2 separate regions of the Homo sapiens genome follow, and region 1 is linked to region 2. The links are chromatin loops, found by intact Hi-C in ENCODE. Cell type or tissue: Caco-2. All regions are shown on one strand. Links, peaks and the distances in the headings refer to the core of each region. The heading gives the core; the rest is flanking DNA. Region 1 has its middle 890 kb from the start of LRRN3. Region 2 has its middle 960 kb from the start of LINC02903.

The links. Peaks named below come from ENCODE experiments on the same cell type or tissue, not always from the same donor. Only the 100,000 strongest peaks of a DNase experiment are listed, where the experiment ranks them.
Region 1: a loop joins it to region 2, with 14 times the contacts of the local background. A loop is called at or near these places in 5 of 110 quality-filtered maps.

The regions. Positions count from the first base shown.
Region 1 is chr7:110,200,092-110,209,283 of GRCh38, reverse strand. No RefSeq gene overlaps it. Among named protein-coding and RNA genes, the nearest start is that of LRRN3, 890 kb to the left of the region's middle. In Caco-2, for the core only: no CTCF peak of the experiment used is centred there; a DNase peak (open chromatin) is centred at 4,543.
Region 2 is chr7:109,839,192-109,848,383 of GRCh38, reverse strand. It overlaps the pseudogene LOC100128056. Among named protein-coding and RNA genes, the nearest start is that of LINC02903, 960 kb to the right of the region's middle. In Caco-2, for the core only: a CTCF peak has its summit at 3,820 (motif pointing left); no DNase peak of the experiment used is centred there.

The sequences.
Region 1 (9,192 bases), core at 905-8,904, 360 kb before region 2:
TATGATTTCTTTGTTGTTAAATTTCTATGCATTTCCTTTGCCCAAGATTTTGTTCTTAAATGAGAATCTTTGTTGTGTTTTAGAATTGGTTCATACGATGACCCCCTGATACCATAGTGAAATAATTGTGCCTTGTGGCCATAATCTTTTGTTGTTTATATCCCTCTTTTATGTGCAGTTGGAGGCATTAGAATTCTGTCTTAGCTTCACTTTTCTTCCCTTTCCCAGATTCATGAGAAAAAATTGTCCATGGTCTTAAAGACTGGTTGTCCATGGTCTTAAAGACTGGTTGTCCATGGTCTTAAAGACTGGTTGTCCATGGTCTTAAACACTGGTTGTCCATGGTCTTAAAGACTGGTACAGTTGTAATGGATTATGGGATAAAATAACTGTGCCTCATAGGATGTGTAGGAATGGCATGCATTTTTTTTTGGTTTTCAATATTTTTCCAGCCAAGTTTTATGTGTTTTTTAAGGGACATAGTGTCTATTTGCAATATTAGAAAAAAATTAAATGATTTCAACTATTAATATGTATCTTTTGATGACGATGTTTCATTAATATTAAAGGGTCCTTAGAAACCTAAAAATGCATTTAACACGAGAGAACCTATTTTATTTTATTATTATTTGACAAACTAATATCCATATTTAACCCTTACCTATCAAACACATAAAAGTAATATACTTGATATAAAATATTTTATTACTTCTAAAAACTGTATACCTTAGTATAGATAGTTTTTATATTTTCAGATTACAATTTTGCATTCATCAGATTGGTTCATTGAAAGAACCTGGAAGATACACCACACTGCATTGTGAAAGAGGCATTGAAGAGATGATTTGTAGTTTGGCAAGAATATCATATCAGAGTTTTGATACAGAATCCTAGGAACAACAGCGATCAATTTCATTCAACATTATGAGATTTCTTACTCACTGATGAAGTAGATATGACAGAATAATGGCTAATGTTAGATGCCTATCACACACACACAGATTCCCCAGCCATAATTCTGTTTCCGAAAGAACCCACTGTATCTTCCTGACTTAATGGATGGTTCTTTCTGTGCCTTGTAGTTCATTCAGTTTAATACATATGTCTTGCTAAGGATAAAATTTTTTTTCTTTAAGATTTTGTTGTGATTTCACATGCATTTAATTCTATTATTTAAAAACAATATGGATTTCATATTTTTGGCAAAGTCAAAAATGAAATGTGTGGTTCAATGTAGTTTCCCCATACCTATTATATTCTGATTGGTATAAAGGTCAATCTGATTCTAATATAAATCCTCTGAGAAATTGCATTATAGCAATTCAAGTGAGTAGATACAGATTTTCTACGGCTTATTTAGGTACTTCAGTTTCAAATATTATCAAGTAGATAGTGTCATCCATTTATTTTCTTTTACACTAAAAAAATGCCTACATGAGTTTTATGGGTTTTTTTTTCCTTATAGCATACATTTACCTCCCTTATATATTACACTTATTTTTGCCAGACATATTTTTGATGGACTTCTTTGTGTATATAAACACATGTAATGTTATTTTATTATGTATTTTTAACCAAGCATAACAGAAAACCAAGTTGGATAAGTTTATATCTAGGGAAAATGACATTTCCATGTTGTCCATTATAAAACACATATTGATGACCTTTGGGTAATTTGGATAAGTCACTTTCATAAAAATCACATTATTCTAATTCTGTTAGTCTAGAGGAGAAAATAGAAGTTGTGTAGAAGTTTGTGTGTGTGGGAGAGAGAGCGAGAGAGAGATTAGATGATCTTTAAGACCCTTCCAAATGCTAAAATTGCAGAATTTCATGATACTATAGTTTTCAAATACTCAAGTCTTTCCAGTGTTGGACTAAGTCATCTTCCCGTGGGGTCCATATGCAGGTGATCAGTCATAGAAAAGCCTCCTTTTAGACATTGTGAGCATTCTTAGAATCAGAGGCCAGGCCAGAAACTGAGGTTTATTTTATACTTTAACCTGTCTCTTTTCTTTTTCTTTCTTTCTTTCTTTCTTTTTTTTTTTTTTTTTTTTGACAAGAGTTTTGCTATTGTTGTCCAGGCTGGATCTTGGCCCGATCTTGGCTCATGGCAATCTCTGCCTCCCAGGTTCAAGCAATTCTCTTGTCTCAGCCTCCTGAGTAGCTGGGATTACAGGTGTGCTCCAGTACGCCTGGCTGATTTTTGTGTTTTAAGTAGACACAGGGTTTCACCATGTTGGCCAGGCTAGTCTCAAACTCCTGACCTCAGATGATCTACCTACCTCCACCTCCCAAAGTGCTGGGATTACAGGCATGAGCCACCACTCCCAGCCTATCCTGTTTCTTATAAAGTTTCTATCTTAGAAAAGTGGCATAGAGTGAAGACTTGATAACTTTGTATCTAGGGAAAAAATGACATTTCCATGTTGTCCAGTATAAAACACATATTATTATTGTTATATTCTGATGGGCCAAAAAGACATATATGTTTAAGTTCAGATTCATAGGCACAAGGTATTTATTATGTTTCAAACTCCCAAAGGATTTCATGCAATTTGAGAAATACTACCATGAATAAAGGACAAGAGGAATTCTGGAGAAAGGGTGGTGCAAATGCATACCCTTATCTCCCTCCAATATGAATTTTGATCTGTCCACCAGCACAGCTATCAATGCTAGCAGGCAGGTGGGGAATGGCAGATATGTGGGAACAATTGGCTTTTTGGTTTTGATAAGGGATAGGACTAGAGCTCAGGACTCAGTTCTCTTCTAGGCCTAACTAAATCTGGGAATGAAGCTCTGAGGCAAACTTCAGAACTCTGTGGGTCTTGGGGCCTGTGTAGATTCACTGACCCATAAGAGTTAGGGTAGCTCTATCTTGCATAAGTGGTCATGGGAGGAAGACCTGCTAGTCTCCTTAGACCCCAAGGATTTACACAGTAGAGAAACAGTTGGCTTTAACCCATCTTTACTCTGAGACATGCAGACCACTGATTTGCAGCTGAAGAAAGAGAAAAGAGGCTTCTTCCTGGTTTCAGAGAATGACGATTTATGAGCTGTCAGTTTGCCAGCTTCCAGAGGCAGAGAGTAGGAAGTCAAACAAGGAGAAAAAGGAAAGGAAGCAGATTAAGAAGTTTTGTTATTTTTGTCTCCTTAGCTTGCAGATAAGAGGAATACTAAATATACCCAATATCTACAAGGTAAAGCATTGCAGCAGCTTGACCTCAGGGTGACTGGAACCATGTGTATACAAAGAAAAAAAAGCCCACAGAAGAGTTGGCTTTTGTTAAAATGGAAAATATGGAGGAGAAATGAGGAACTTTAACAGAAAATAATTGGACACATAAAGGCATAAGATGGCATAAAAGACTACCTTAGATAAGACTACCTTAGATTCTGAAATACTTATGTGTGACAGGATATAAGGTCTGGGATGTTTTGGAAGATAATCCAATTGGCTTAGAAGGTAGTAGGTTGACACAAAAATGACATCAAATTGGCCATTTGCTGGTAGTTGCTGAAGACAGGTAATGAATGGTACATGGAAAAGGGTGTGTTATTAGGATTCTTTTAATTTATGTACAACTTTGGAATTTTCCATGACAATACATTTATAAATTATCTTGAAAGATGAGGATAGAATAATTACTATTCAGGATCAGTATAATGGCCTGTAAGATCTAACGGAAGAAACAGCCAAGATTTCAGAGCAAAAATACAAAGTCACTGAAATTATAAAGAAAAAGATTAGAGACTTAAGAAAGTGTTAGATAATAGAAATTTAGAAGAAGAATAATCAATAAATGGAGTACTATAATAATTGAAGAAATGAAAAAGGCAGTTTTCTCTGGTTTGCAGAATTATTTTAGTTTGTTAATTGAAAGGGTTTACTAAGTTCCAGGAAGGACTGATGGAAAAAGACACATTTAGGCAAATCGTCCTGAAGTTTCTGATTCAAAAAAAAAAGAGAAAATTTTTATGAGTTCTCAAACAAAAAGTTACACACAAAGAAAAAAATGTAAACTTTCATGGGATTTCTTCTCTTTAATGCTAGAAGAGAAAAGCACAGTGTAAAAACATCTGCTAACTACTGAAAGAAAAGCACTGCAACGCAAGCATCCGTCCCGCACATGGATGAGATAACATTCACCTATCAGGGTAAGAAGATGTAAGAACTGAGAGGGTTGGAGCAAGATGGCCAAACAGAAGTCTCCACTCAACATAACCCCTACAGCAACACCAAATTTAACAAGTCTCTACACATAAAAAGCACCTTCATAAGGACCAAAGAATCGGGTGAGCATGACAGTAGGCAGTTTTAACTTCATATTGCTGAATGATTCACTGAAGAGGGTAGGAAAGACAGTCTTAAATTGCAGATGTCACCCCTCCCCTGTCCCCTCAGGGGTTGCCTGGTATGGAGACAGTCCGTGCACTTGCGGGAGGGAAAGTGAAGAGATTGTGAGACTTTGTGTAGAAACTCAGTGCTGTCCTGCCACTGTGGAAAGCAAAATCAGGCCGAACTCAGCTGACATCCACCCATAGAGGGAGTGCTTATATCAGCCTTAGCCAGCAGGGAATTGCCCATCCTACTGGTCAGAGCTTGAGATTCTCCAAGGCTTGCCACAGAGGCCTACGTGCTTTGGGGTTCTAAATAAACTTGAAAGGTAGTCTAGGCCACAAGGGCTGCAACTCCTAGGCAAGTCCCAGTGCTGTGATGAGCTTAGAGCTACTGGACTTGGGGGACACAACAACCTAGTGAGACATTGGCTGAGTAGGGAAGGCAGTGCTTGTGCCACTGCTCTCCAACCCCAGGAAACATAGCTCACAGCAAGGAAAATGCCTCCTGCCTTCTCCTTGAGAGAAGAGGGAAGAATAAATAGGGCTTGTCTCGCAGCTTGGATACCAGTTCAGCCACAGTAGGACTGGTCACTGGGCAGTCATGACGCTAACCATTCCAGGCTCTAGCTCTTAAATGACATTTCTAGACACACCCTGGGCCAGAAGGGAACTCACTGCCTTGAATAAAAGGACCCATTCCTGTCAGGATGCATCACCTTCTGACTAAAGCATCCTTGGGCTCCGAATAAACAGCAGTGATACCCAGATACTACATTAAGGATTTTGGGTGAGACTCTGAGACTTGCTGGCTTTAGGTGAGACTCATCACATTCCTAGTTGTGGTGGCTACAAAGCAAGACCCCTTCCACTTGAGAAAAGCAGAGGGGAAAGTAAAGGGGACTTTGTTTTGCACCTCAGCCATAGAGAGGTAGAGCACCAAGTGAGCTCTTAGGTTCCCTGATTCGAGGCTTTAGCTCTTGGATGGCATTTCTGAACCTGCCTTGGGCCTGAGGGGAGCCTACTGCACTGAAGGGTGAGTCTCAGGCCTGACAGCATTCACCACAAGCTGACTGAAGAGCCCTTGGGTCTTAAGTGAACAGTGGCAGTAGCTGTGCAGCACTCCCCATGGGTCTGTGGTAGGAGTAAAATGGGGTGAGTCTCCTCTGTGGAAAGGGGAGGAAAGAGTGGGAAGGATTTTGTCTTTTGGTTGGAGTGCCAGGTTAGCCACAGTAGTATGGAGTACCAAGTAGATTTTTATGTGTTTTGACTCTAGTCTCTGGCTCCCAGACCGCACTTCTGGACCCAGGGCCTAGGGAAATGCACCATCCTGAAGGGAAGAACACAAGCATGGCTGGCTTTGCCACCTTCTGATTGTAGAGCGCTAGGACCTTGAGTGAACATAGGTGGTAGCCACAAAGTTATTACAGTGGGCCTTAAGTGAGACCCAGTGCTATGTTTCATGTCTAAGGCAGTGCAGTTCCAGTGCTGGTGGCCACAGGGGTGCTTGGATCACTGCAAAGAGAGAAACTCCATTCATTGGGGAAAAGTAAGAGAACTGAAATCTCTGCCTGGTAATCCAAGGACTTATTCTGGATCTTATCTAAGACCACTAAAGCAGTATATCTTTTAGTCTGCAAGAACCACAGCATTACTAGGCTTGGGGTACCCCCTTAAGAAGATACAACTTAGATCACAAAACTCAAGTTCCTTCAAATACCTAGAAAGTCTTCTCATTAAGGATGGGTACAAACCAGCCCAGGTTGTAAGGACTAAAATAAATACCTGCTCTTTAATGCCCAGGCACTGACAAACATCCACAAACATCAAGACCATCCAGGAAAATATGACCTCTCTAAATGAAATAAATAAGGAATCAGGAAACAATCCTGGAGAAACAGAAATATGTGTGCTTTTAGACAAGAATTCAAAATAGCTGTGTTGAGCAAACTCAAGATAACACAGAGAAGAAATTCAGAATTCTGTTAGATAAATTTAACAAGGAGATTGAAATAATGAAGAATCAAGCAGAAATTCTGGCATTTAAAAATGCAATTGACATATGTAAGAATGGATGAGAGTCTCTTAATTCAGAATTTATCAAGCAGAAAGAATTAGTGAGCTTGAAGACAAACTATTTGAAAATACAGTCAGAGAACACAAAGAAATAGAAAAGAATGAAGCACACCTACGAGATCTAGGAAATCGCCTCAAAAGGACAAATCTAAGAGCAATTGGTTTAAAGTGGAAATAGAGAAAAAGATAAGGGGAGAAATCTCATTCAAAGGGATAATCACAGAGGACTTCCCAAACCTGAGGAAATATATTGATATTCAAGTAGAAAAGGTTATAGAACACCAAACAGATTTAACCCACAAAAGACTACATCAAAGCATTTAATTATCAAACTTTCAAAGATCAATGAAAAATAAATGCTTCTAAAAGTGGCAAGAGAAAAGCAACCAATATCATACAATAGAGCTATAGTACGTCTGGCAGCAGACTTTGCAGTGGAAATCTTACAGGCTAGGTGAGAGTGGCATGACATGTTTAAAGTACTGAAGGAAAAAACTTTTACCCTAGAAGAGTATATCCAGTGAAAATATCATTTAAACATGAAGGAGAAATAAAGACTTTCCAGAGAAACAAAAGCTAAGAAATTTCCTCAACCAGATCTGTCCTACGAGAAATGCTTTAAAGGAAGTTCTTCAGTCACAAAGAAGAGGACATTAATGAGCAATAAATCAGCTGAAGATACAAAACTCACTGGTAATAGTAAGTACACAGAAAAACACAGAACATTATAACACTGTAATTGTGGTGTGTAAACTACTTTTATTATAAGTAGAAACACTAAAAGATTAACTGATGATAATAGATACAGCTTTTCAAGACATACACAGAACAAGATATAAACAGAAATGATAAAATGTTAAAAAGGGGACAAAGCTAAAGTGTTGAGTTTCTATTACTTTTTTCTTGTTTCTTTGTTTATGCAATCAGTGTCAAATCATCATGAGTTTAAAATAGTGGGCTAAAAGATAGCATTTGCAAGTCTCATGGTAACCTCAAATCAAAAAATGTACAATGGATACACAAAATATAAAAAGCAAGAAATTATACCACCAGAGAAAATTACCATCACTAAAAAAACAAAAAACAAAAGACAGGAAAAAGGAAAGCAGGAAGAGAAGACCACAAACCTACCAGAAAACGATAAACAAAATAACAGGAATAAGTACTTACTTATCAATAATAACATGAAATGCAAATTGACTAAAATCTTCAATAAAAAGAGTAGCTGAATGGATTAAAAAACCACACCTAATGATCTGTTGCCTACAAGAAGCATACTTCATGTATAAAGACACACATAGACTGAAAATAATGGCATGGAAAAAGATATATCATGGTAGTGGGAACTAAAAAAAAAAAAAAAGCAGGATTCACTATACTTATATCAAACAAAATAGATTTCAAGACAAAAACTATAATTAGAGACAAAGAAGATCACTATATAATGATAAAGGAATCAATTCAGCAAGAAGATATAATAATTTTAAATATATTTATGCATCCAACACTGGAGCACACTGATATATAAAGCAAATATTATTAAAGAGAGAGATAGACTACAGTACAATAGTAGCTAGAGACTTCAGCACTTCATTTTCACCATTGGACAGATCTTCCAGAGAGAAAATGAACAAAGAAACATCAGACTTAATCTGCGCTGTAGACCAAATGCACCTAATAGATAGTTACAGAACATTTTTTCCGATAGCTTCAGAATACATATTCTTCTCCTTAGCACATGGATCATTCTCAAGCATAGACCATATGTTAAAGCAAAAAACAAGCCTTAAAAGGTCCCCAAAATTGATGTAATATCAAGCGCCTTCTCTGACCACAATGGAATAAAACTACAAATTAATAAGAAGAGGAATTTTGGAAACTATACAAATACATTGAAGTTAAACAATATGCTCCTGAATGAATAGTGAGTGAATGGAGAAATTAAGAAGTAAATTGAAAAATTTCTTGAAACAAATAATAATGGAAACACAACATATCAAAACCTATGAGATACAGTGAATGCAGTACTAAGAGGGAAGTTTATAGGTATAAGGGGCTACATCAAAGAAGAAGAAAATTTTGAAATAAATAACTTAAGGATGCCTCTTAAAGAACTAGAAAACAAGAGCAAACCAAACCCAAAATTAGTAGAAGAAAGGAAATAATAAATATTAGAGCAAAATTAGATGAAACTGAAAAGAAAACAATACAAAAGATCCACAAAATGAAAGTTGGTTTTTAGAAAAGATAGACAAAATTGACAACATTTAGCCAGACTAAGAAAAAAAAAAGAGAAGACCCAAATCAATAAAATCAGATATGAAAAAGGAGACATCAAAACTGATACCACAGAAATTCACATGATCAGTACTGGCTTTTATGAGCAACTATATGCCCATAAATTGGAAAATCTAGAAGAAATGAATGAATTCATAGACACGTAAAACCTACCATTATTGAACCGTGAAGAACTCCAAAACCTGGATAGACTAAAAACAAGCACCAAAATTGAAGCCATAATTAAAAGCCTCCAAGAAAGAAAAGCCTGGAACCCAATGGCTTCACTGCTAAATTCTATGAAACATTTGAAGAAAAACTAATATCAAATACTACTCAAACTATTCCAAAAAATAGAGGAGGAAGGAATACTTCCAAATGCATTCTACAAATCCAGTGTTATCTCGATACCAAAGCCAGAGAATGACACATTAAAAAAAAGAAAACTCCAGGCAAAAATCCCTGATTGTTATTGATGGAAAAATTCTCAACAAAATA
Region 2 (9,192 bases), core at 425-8,424:
GATAAACTGTTTCTCAATGACACTACCCACTTATAATTGAACACACAAATTTACAATTTATTTTTTTCCAGAATTGTTTAATATAAATGAAAATAAACTAAGACCCAAACTGATAATAAACTGATAGACTGACGTTTGTCTCTTCAGGACCCTCATATATTTCTAAAGAAAAATATGATGTAATAGGATTTTATAGTTTTAGTAATCAAAGACATCTTTTGGATAAGACTACAACACCAACAAGAACATTTTTATGAAATAATGAAAACTCTTATATTAAGAAGTTTATACACTTTATTTGGTCAATTTGAATATTTTAACCCATCTATCAATCCATCCATTTATCCATGTACATTATCTTTTCAAAGTTAGTATGTTTATGCCCTTGATGGAACATATAATTCTGCTCTTTTTTCTGTTGGAATAGTAAGGCTGTAATATATAGAATGTTTTCTCAGTGATTTACAAAGACATAATCAATTGTGGATTTTTTTTATTGATACCTAAACTCTTGTATTCTTTTCAAAGGACTTTCTAATGTCAGCTCAAGCATTACAAGTTAGTAAGAAATTGCCTTCTCTTTTCTGTTAGAAATATCTAGCACATTATGTTTATGAAAGACATATTTTCATATATGAATAATTTTATTTATATTTATGCTAAGATCGTTAGGTTATTGAAAGGTAGTTCTTAAAATAAATTTATGTTTAATCATAAATTAAACATTAAACATATAAATAGTTTGTTCTTCTTTTTTGTTCTAACTTTCTTTCCAGTGCCTGTTTCAGTATCAAAATTTTCTATGCTTATGTTTCAAATGTTAGTACTACAAGAAAATAAGTATGGTAAACTTTTGTAAAATAGAAGAATCCATATATATTATGCAAGATCTTAATACAAATGATCAATAAAAGAAGAGCTGGTCTAGCTGACAAGCAGAGAGGGCACTCAGAATCTTGTCATTTCAGCCATCATCTGGCAGCTTTTTGGTCTCCATTCTCTGTCCCTGGGATACCTCAGAACTTACTAGGATTTCTCTAAGAACAGGCTGAAAATCACTGATATAGAGAAGTATCAAAACCATTTATATCAGAGGCAAAAAGATTGAAGTTCTTGATCAAACTCGACCACTGATTTGCTATGTGACTCTTAGCTTCTTTTAACTTCTGTTGGTCTCAGGTATTGAACAGCAGCATTCTCTCTTAATTCATGGGGCAAATAATGATTTATAGATCTTCACTTAAAGAAATGTATGCCTATAGATTGTATGTAAGTCAACTGAAAGTTAGAGCTACCTAACTACTGGATTACAATCAGAATTTTTGTTTTGAAAAAGTTAAAAAGATTATAGTGTCATTTTAACCCAGTACAGGTCAACTGAAACTTTATTACATGTTCACAATAATAATAATTGTTGTTATTATTCCTACTATTATAACTAAATGCAGACATCTAGATGTGTTATTTCATTTAATTTTTACCACAGGCCTGGATGAAGTCATATTTCCATTATATAAGTGAGGTAATTAAAGCTCAGAGAAGTTAAATAATTTGTCCATAGTTAGTTACAGTCATGGTTAGGATTTGAACGTAGGCTTGCTTGTCTCAACATTTGTTATTCTTAGTCAATTATTTTGCTCTCAGGAATGGTCAAGAATGATAAATTTTCTTAAGAAAATATTAAGAAAAATGTGTGCCTTAAATTTTACACAGTGATATGCAGTGAGTTCACTAGAAATTATACATATAAAATATAAAATATGAATGGAATTAAACATAAGGTGTTACCAAAAAAAAAAAAAAAGAGAGAGAGAGAAAACTTATACAGAAGGCATTTGTACTTAGGAGATTTGAGTTCTGGCCCTATTTAGCCATTGATTTTTTGTATCCTTTTAGATGTCACTTAACCTCACTGGGTCTTAATTTCTTCATTTATATAATAAATATTTTATTCTGAGGTATCTCCAAAGACCTTTCTAGTTATCAAATTATGAGATATCTAGAAATGCTGATTGGTTAATTTATATTAAAAAGTGAGAGAAAAATCCATGTAATGGCATTGCTTATTATCTAATGAAACATTTTAAAATAATTTTGATAAAGACCATTTTTAGAAGAATATTATGATTTACTTATAACTAAAATAGAAAATAAAAACACACTCATATAAAATCTTATTATCAATAATAATTGAACTATTTAATATCTGTCATCTTGAAATTATTATTAATAATACTTTTCACCTTGTAGCTATAAATACATTCCCATTTTAGCAGGTTAATGAAATTATCTTTGTAATACTATAGAAGCATTTATTTTAAGAATACCAGAAAGAACATCCTGAAAACCAAGAACTCAAAAAGGCTTTTTATCCCAAAGATATATTTTTAAAATGTATACCTATTCATCCACTTGTTTTCACAAATGGAGCTACAGAGAACTTTGAACATAATGATGTACAGCAGAGGCTTATTCCTAACATATTTAGAATTTTAGTTCAACCAAACATTGCTGTGGAAACTGAATTGAAATGCAAAATCTTACAATCCTAATTTCGAGCCACTTTCATTTTAACTTAATTTTAACATGTTTTGCAAAATGTTCCCGTATCAACTTAATAGTTACTATACCACCAAACATGGATTGTGATTATTTTATTTTCTAGATTGGCTGACAGGCTGAATAATCTTCTGCAGGGTAGTAAGTGTCAACTGCATCAAGCACATGGAGGTGGACTCACTACAGAAGGAAGGTTTTCCAAATAAAATTCCAAGTATTTTTTAATTCAGCCTGCTAAGACTTCCAGCCATTCATCGGGTCATAGAGTGTCTCCTTTAGGTTGTCGTTGTTTTTAGCCAGGTTTTGTGTAGTCAGCTTTTCAAGAAATGTAACTGCAGTTTAATCCCAGTTCTTGCAGTAAAAGTCACTTTCTTCTACCTCCCAATTAACACCTGCAGCTCAAAAACAGAGGATTTCTACTGACTCTAATATTGGAAAAGATTATATAGAGGGTTTAGGAGACATTCCCAAATACCTTATTTCTGATACAGCAGGAAGTATTTGTGGATAATATGACATTAAATTCCAACAGAGAGTAAACATAGATGCTGCAGGTTTGAAGTTATGTCCCACACTCACTAGTTGGCATTGGATCAGATTACATGACCTGGATCTTTGAATTTCCATCTGCAAAAAGAAGAATCCAGACATACTTTAAGCACGTAATAAACCCTGGGTATCTGAAACCAAATGTTGAAATTGGTTCTTTTGTCCTGGCTAAAGTGCTGAATGAACATTGTGCAAATACAAAGAAATTGATAGAGTGAATAGAACTGTAGACTGAAAACTCGTCTCAGATGGCATAATGACAGCTGGAGAAGTTTAGATAAGGAAAAATGAAATGTCAGGATTCTTGTCTTCGAGGTTTGTAGTCTGCTGGCATATGCTTCTGTTGAAGCTTTGGGAAACCCAGCCGTAATCCAATTGTTGAAAAGAGCTGGTTGAAAAAAATACATAATGTGCTTCTTATTATGATGTAGAAAAGGTTCCTATTTAAAACTAAGACAACAGAGAACCGTGAGGTTATATATATATATTCAGTTTTTCTAGTTTAAAAAATTGGAGAAAATAACTATCTACATAGTACTCAAAGCAAAAGGGAACTTATGAAAATGTATGCAAGGCTATTTTAATACTGGGGGGGAGTAACACTTAAAAAATTTCAAAACCCAAACACTTCTACCTATGCTATGTGAAAATCTCATTGTAATGCCACTTTATTGAAGTTTTTCAAAGACAGATATGGATGAGTGCTACTACACTGCCACCTGGTGATTAGGCAGGTAGGAGGGATTTCAGTAAAAATTCCTGACAAAGAAAAGATTAGGATTTGTTAATGAGTATTTAATAATACTGAATTTCTCTAATATATCCAAGTTTGTTAATAACATGAAGGTGCTTTGTATCAGGTCATATATTATTGAAAAGCATGTTCCTGGTAAATGTTAAATTGATTTCTATCAAAATGTGTGTGATCTCCATTTCATATCTACTTGCAGCTGTATCCTTCCTTGATTTATTTTAGTCTGGGTAAAGTAAATGAGTAAACTCTTTGCACAGGTTCAGGAGCTAGTGACTTGTCCTTGGAAATGGGAGAGGAAAAGAATGATATGACCTAAATTTATTCTATTTCAAATGGTGCATTTGGTGTTTGCAATCTTGACTTGTACTATCAAACTACTCATTCAATTTGGAGTTACTGATTTTATAGTCATCTTCTTCTTTTAAAAATGATTTTGCCTAGGGAAGAATGGCTTCAGCAATTTAAAGTTGGATGTCAAGGCAACAAATACAAATAAAAAAAGGAAACAAAAAGTGTGAGCATTCCATGAAGTTGCGTGTTTTCCTTCTGTTGTATTTTTACCCTGGTGGGGTTTGTTAACAATTTTAATGAGCAAATATAGGTGTTGAGACAACAAAGTTCTTAACTAACTCATTATTTGGATAGATTTATTTATCTAGTCACAGATAGGATGTTAAATTTAATATTTACTTTTATTTCCCAGTCTGTTTCTCTGCTCATACCTCTGAAGTGTAAGAGAATGTAAAGGGTTGGAACAAACCCCTGGGAGAATCTATGTGGCAGAGCCATGCTACAGAGATTCGGCTCTTCCTCAACTGAGCTAAAATAACTTCAGGAACTGCAAAATGGGAAGTGTTCTAGCCAGTGCTTTCATATACATAGCATATTCTTAGTGCTTGTGGTAAATTATGAGACAGTAGTTCACCACTAATGTGGATTTCCAGTTGAGTTAGATCATCTTCTTTTCAAACCACTATTCAAAATGTGAGATCATCTAAGCTTTTCAGTAGAAGATAAAATAATCATTTACTTATAACAGTCTTCAAGTATGCATGATCATAAAGTCTGCATTGCTGGTGAGATTCTATACAGTTATAAATGCAGACATGTGGAATCGATGTCTGATCCATACACCATTTTTAGTTTCACTATATTCGTAAGAGGATAGACAGATCTTTTTGGTTACTACAGAGGATGATGTCTTGCCAGCACGTCTATGTAGGCAAAAAGGCAATAAAATGCTAGGAGGTAAATAGTGAAAACAGTTTCTCTTGGAATGGATGTGAGATGTGGGGAGTTATAGTGCTGTACTCATATCCTGAAAAAAAAAATTCTATCCACTCAATTTTTATTTACTGACATTTTTATTTCCTGTGCTTTCCTATTAGTATGTTAGTTTATTAACTTGTCTAGGCTAACAGGTAAAAGTAGAAAGCTAATTAATTTGAGCTGAATTTTGTTCATTCTATTTCCGGAAGCAAAAAAAGAAAGATACAATAATATGGAAAAGCCTGAAGGAAGACTATTGGACAAAATATTTACAAAAAAAGAAACCTTTTCTTAAAATGGACAATCACATTTAAAATAATGTGGGCAGTTATATTCATTGCTCTTTTGAAGGATGATGAGAGATGGACTATTTATGCTCTCCTCAAACTGGGTCATGCTTTCTCCCAGTGTTTCTCCCTCAGGCTCACATTCACAATCTTCACCCAAGAGTGGAATTTTGGTTGACCAATTTTAGAAGCACTGAATAAGTGACAAAAAGGTTAGAAAGGAAGTAAAGAAGAAATCCTGCTATCTTCCTCTCTGCATTATAAACCGCCAGTGAAGTGCACAGCAGATAGTGAGCACTAATAAATCTTGGTTTGACTGAAATTTCTGAAAGGGCGATCTAAAAAAGCAGAGCTTCTCAGTTAGGAAATACGAAGGCTGAAAGCCATGTGATTCATTCCTATAAAATCACAAAGAGCAACTTGTGCACCAAATTTCAGAATCTCCCTTAAGCATGATGTCCACGGGCAAGAGTGCATTATAGCATACAAAGCACTTTAATATTCTTTATCTTACTTTCCTTTCTGACCAATTCTGGAAGACAGATAATATTCTTACTGTACATTGGGTGAAACAAGATCTTGAGAGATCTCACAACTCAAATTGAAATCAGCCATTTTTCAGACTCTTTGCAACTGCCTAAGTAGAGATTTTTTAAGACAAATAATAGAAGCCCTACTTTACACACCATAATTTGAACTTCTTACTCTGAGAAATCATTCAGGTACAAGAAAGAATTAATTCAACAGGGCTTTAGAGATTATAGAGCTTTAGAATATTTGGGATTATTAGGGTTGTTCAGTTAAAAATTCCTACTTTGAGATTTAAAACATGGGTAGCAATTCCCACATTAAATCATACCTTTTGATAGCACTGACAGTGCACAATGTTGTACATCTACTCTCTATATTGTATGTCCCATAAATACAATGATAACTATTTCAAGTCATGAAAAATTTACATTATCTGCATTTTGAAAAATGAATCTGATTTTAACTAGTAGAAACCATAACTATAACACAAAAACATCTTAGAACATAATTATTCAATAAATGTTTACAATATTTTGAAAATGTTAAAGAATAATATTGATTCTTCTGTAATGAAAAAGCTGCAGATAGTTGAATAAAGAATATCAAATAAACATTTGATAAGTTTTATAATTAATCTTTTAGATATTGAGTTCTGGGGATTATTTTTTTCTAAACACATTGTCATCATATTTGTCAAACTTGTCCTGGACCCTAAGAATAGTAATTTAATTTCTAATTTTGCTCAGAATATATGTACTTTAAATTATTTAAACAAGACTATGTAAACAAGATTTTGAATAGAGAATAAATAAAGGTAAATTATTATAGGGAAGAACCCACATTGTTCTTCCATTTCTTTTTCAGCTGCTTTTAATTGGTAGACTTTGTTGAGTGTGTCACCATCAACCACACACAAAAAATGGAAACATGTATGAATGACTCTTAAAGAATTAATAGATTCAAGCCTGCTGATTCCTTGTCAACAGGTAAGCTATTTTCCTGACTTAAGTTTTGCACCCTTGTAGCATATATAATAAAAAGGAGGAAAGAAACTCAGTCAGAATAAGAACTGGGGTACTTTGTAAACTCCTCTTATAGATGTTCATTCGTTAAATCTTACAGAAGAAACCAGAAGATTTCACATGATTGAAACAACATTGTGGTAAGTTGTGTAAGCATTTGTATTATATGTGCTTTTCCTTTTATATATATAAATAAAGTAAAAAAGGAATATTAATTTCTTCTTTAAATGGGCACATTTTCATTAACATTTCAGAAACACTTTAAAGTCTTTAAAGTATGATTGCTAAATATCAAAGCTTGAGATAATAAATAAAGTAGAATGATAGAACAAAACATAAACTAGGATGAGTTCTTCCTTATATTTCTTTTCATATGTCTGTCACCTATAAAAATGTAACCTAGAACATTAATGATTTTGTGTGTCTTATTTCTCTCTGTCTCTCTCTTTGTCAAACTAGGTAAAGTTTTGTCAATATTATTGATCTTTTTAAAGAAACATCTTTTGGTTTCATTGATTCTATTGTTTTTCTATTCTTTTTCATTTATCTTCACTCTATTCTTTACTATTTCCTTCCTTCTGGTAGTTTTAATTTGCTTGTCTTTTACTAATTCCTTAAGAAGTAAAGCTAGGCTATTTGGTAGAAATATTTTATCTTTTTTAATGTATGCATTTACTGCTATACATTTCCTTGTGAGCACTATGTTCACTGGATCATCTAAGTTTTGGTATGTTATTATTTTTATTCTCTAAATATTTTCAAATTTCGTTTGTGATTTCCTTTTTGACCCTTTAGTTTTTTTTTAAACACCCTTTTATTAATCAATTGTAAGTAATACAAATATTCCAAAAATATAAACAGACACTTAATGGCGTCCTGCATTTCAAGTTTTTGAATACAACAAATTTATCAAACTATGAATCTGTAAGCAAGGTAGTCAGAATCCCATAGCCCAGTCACAGTGGGAAGCAGATCCCCTACCCTCCAAATGGCCTCTTGAAGGGGGAAAGCGGCACAAAATGGAACATGATAAGCAAAAAAGCTCACAAGGCCCAAAGAGGAGGGTCCGCTCCAGGGGCAGGCCCTACAATGTTAAAAGAATGGGGCGGCTGGCCCGACCTCTGGCCTCCTCTTCCCTGGCTGACTGTAGATATTTACCGACATTTAGAAAAAAGGAGAAAAAGACGGAACAAAACCCCTGTTTAGGAAAAAGGGACCGAGGGACAGCAGTGGTTAAGTAATCCACTGAAGACCTGAAGGGGAAAATGGACTTACCTTTCTCATATACTTGGTCTGGCTAGGACACTGGGTGCCAGACAGCCTTCTGAGGGGATTTTCTTTCTAAATGAGGCCTCAGGAACAGGTAGGGGCAGCAGAGTAGAATAGCATCCATTTCCCAGGGAAAGACTGCCTTTACATTTCCCATGCTTTTATCACGAAGCAGCATCTGGACCACTGTTACCAGAGGTGAGTTTATACATTTACAAAATGCTTAAAATCTTTGGGAGGCAGGAGAAAGCTAAACAGAAGGTCCCAGGTTAACTGAAGGCAAATTCACTCAACCTCTCTAGTAAGGGACCCATGGGCCTACAGAGTGTCCCCTCTACAATGTGCAGAGTGGAAACCCTTACCTGACCCTTTTCCAAACTGGTTCTGTGTCCAAAGCTCCCCCTATGAGAGGGACACGAACATCAGGGTTTGATTTAGAAGCCCAATCAGAGAGACACACTGTGTCCCTGAAGAGGCACCTTAAAAGAACAGAACCTGGCAGGTAGGCAGATTCCTGGCATGGCTTGAATTCGTGCTGACCAGGCATGGTGGCCTATTGCCTCCCAAAGACCAGTCTCAAGTGGGAGGGGCTGATGGTGGGAAGCCCTAGAACAGAGTCTGGGATAAAGTGGCCACCTCCCTGTCTTGCCCTCCAAAATTGAGTCTGGCCTGATTCCTTTGAGGAGCAAATTTACAATCATCCCTCGCCCTAACACACGGTGAAACTGGAAACCCAACAGCAAATAATGACTAGGCGGGCTCTGGTCCACATGAATGGACCCTGGCTACGTTTGGCTGAGTAGCTTCTCTGGGGCAAGTGGGAATGGCATTGCTGTAGGGGATTTGCAGGTGGGCAGGCAGGGTTCTGATGGGAGTGAGGCCTAGAAAGCAGGGGCTTCATGCAGATGCAGCAGGGACACTCCCACCAAGCCATCCTGGGCTTTGGTCATGG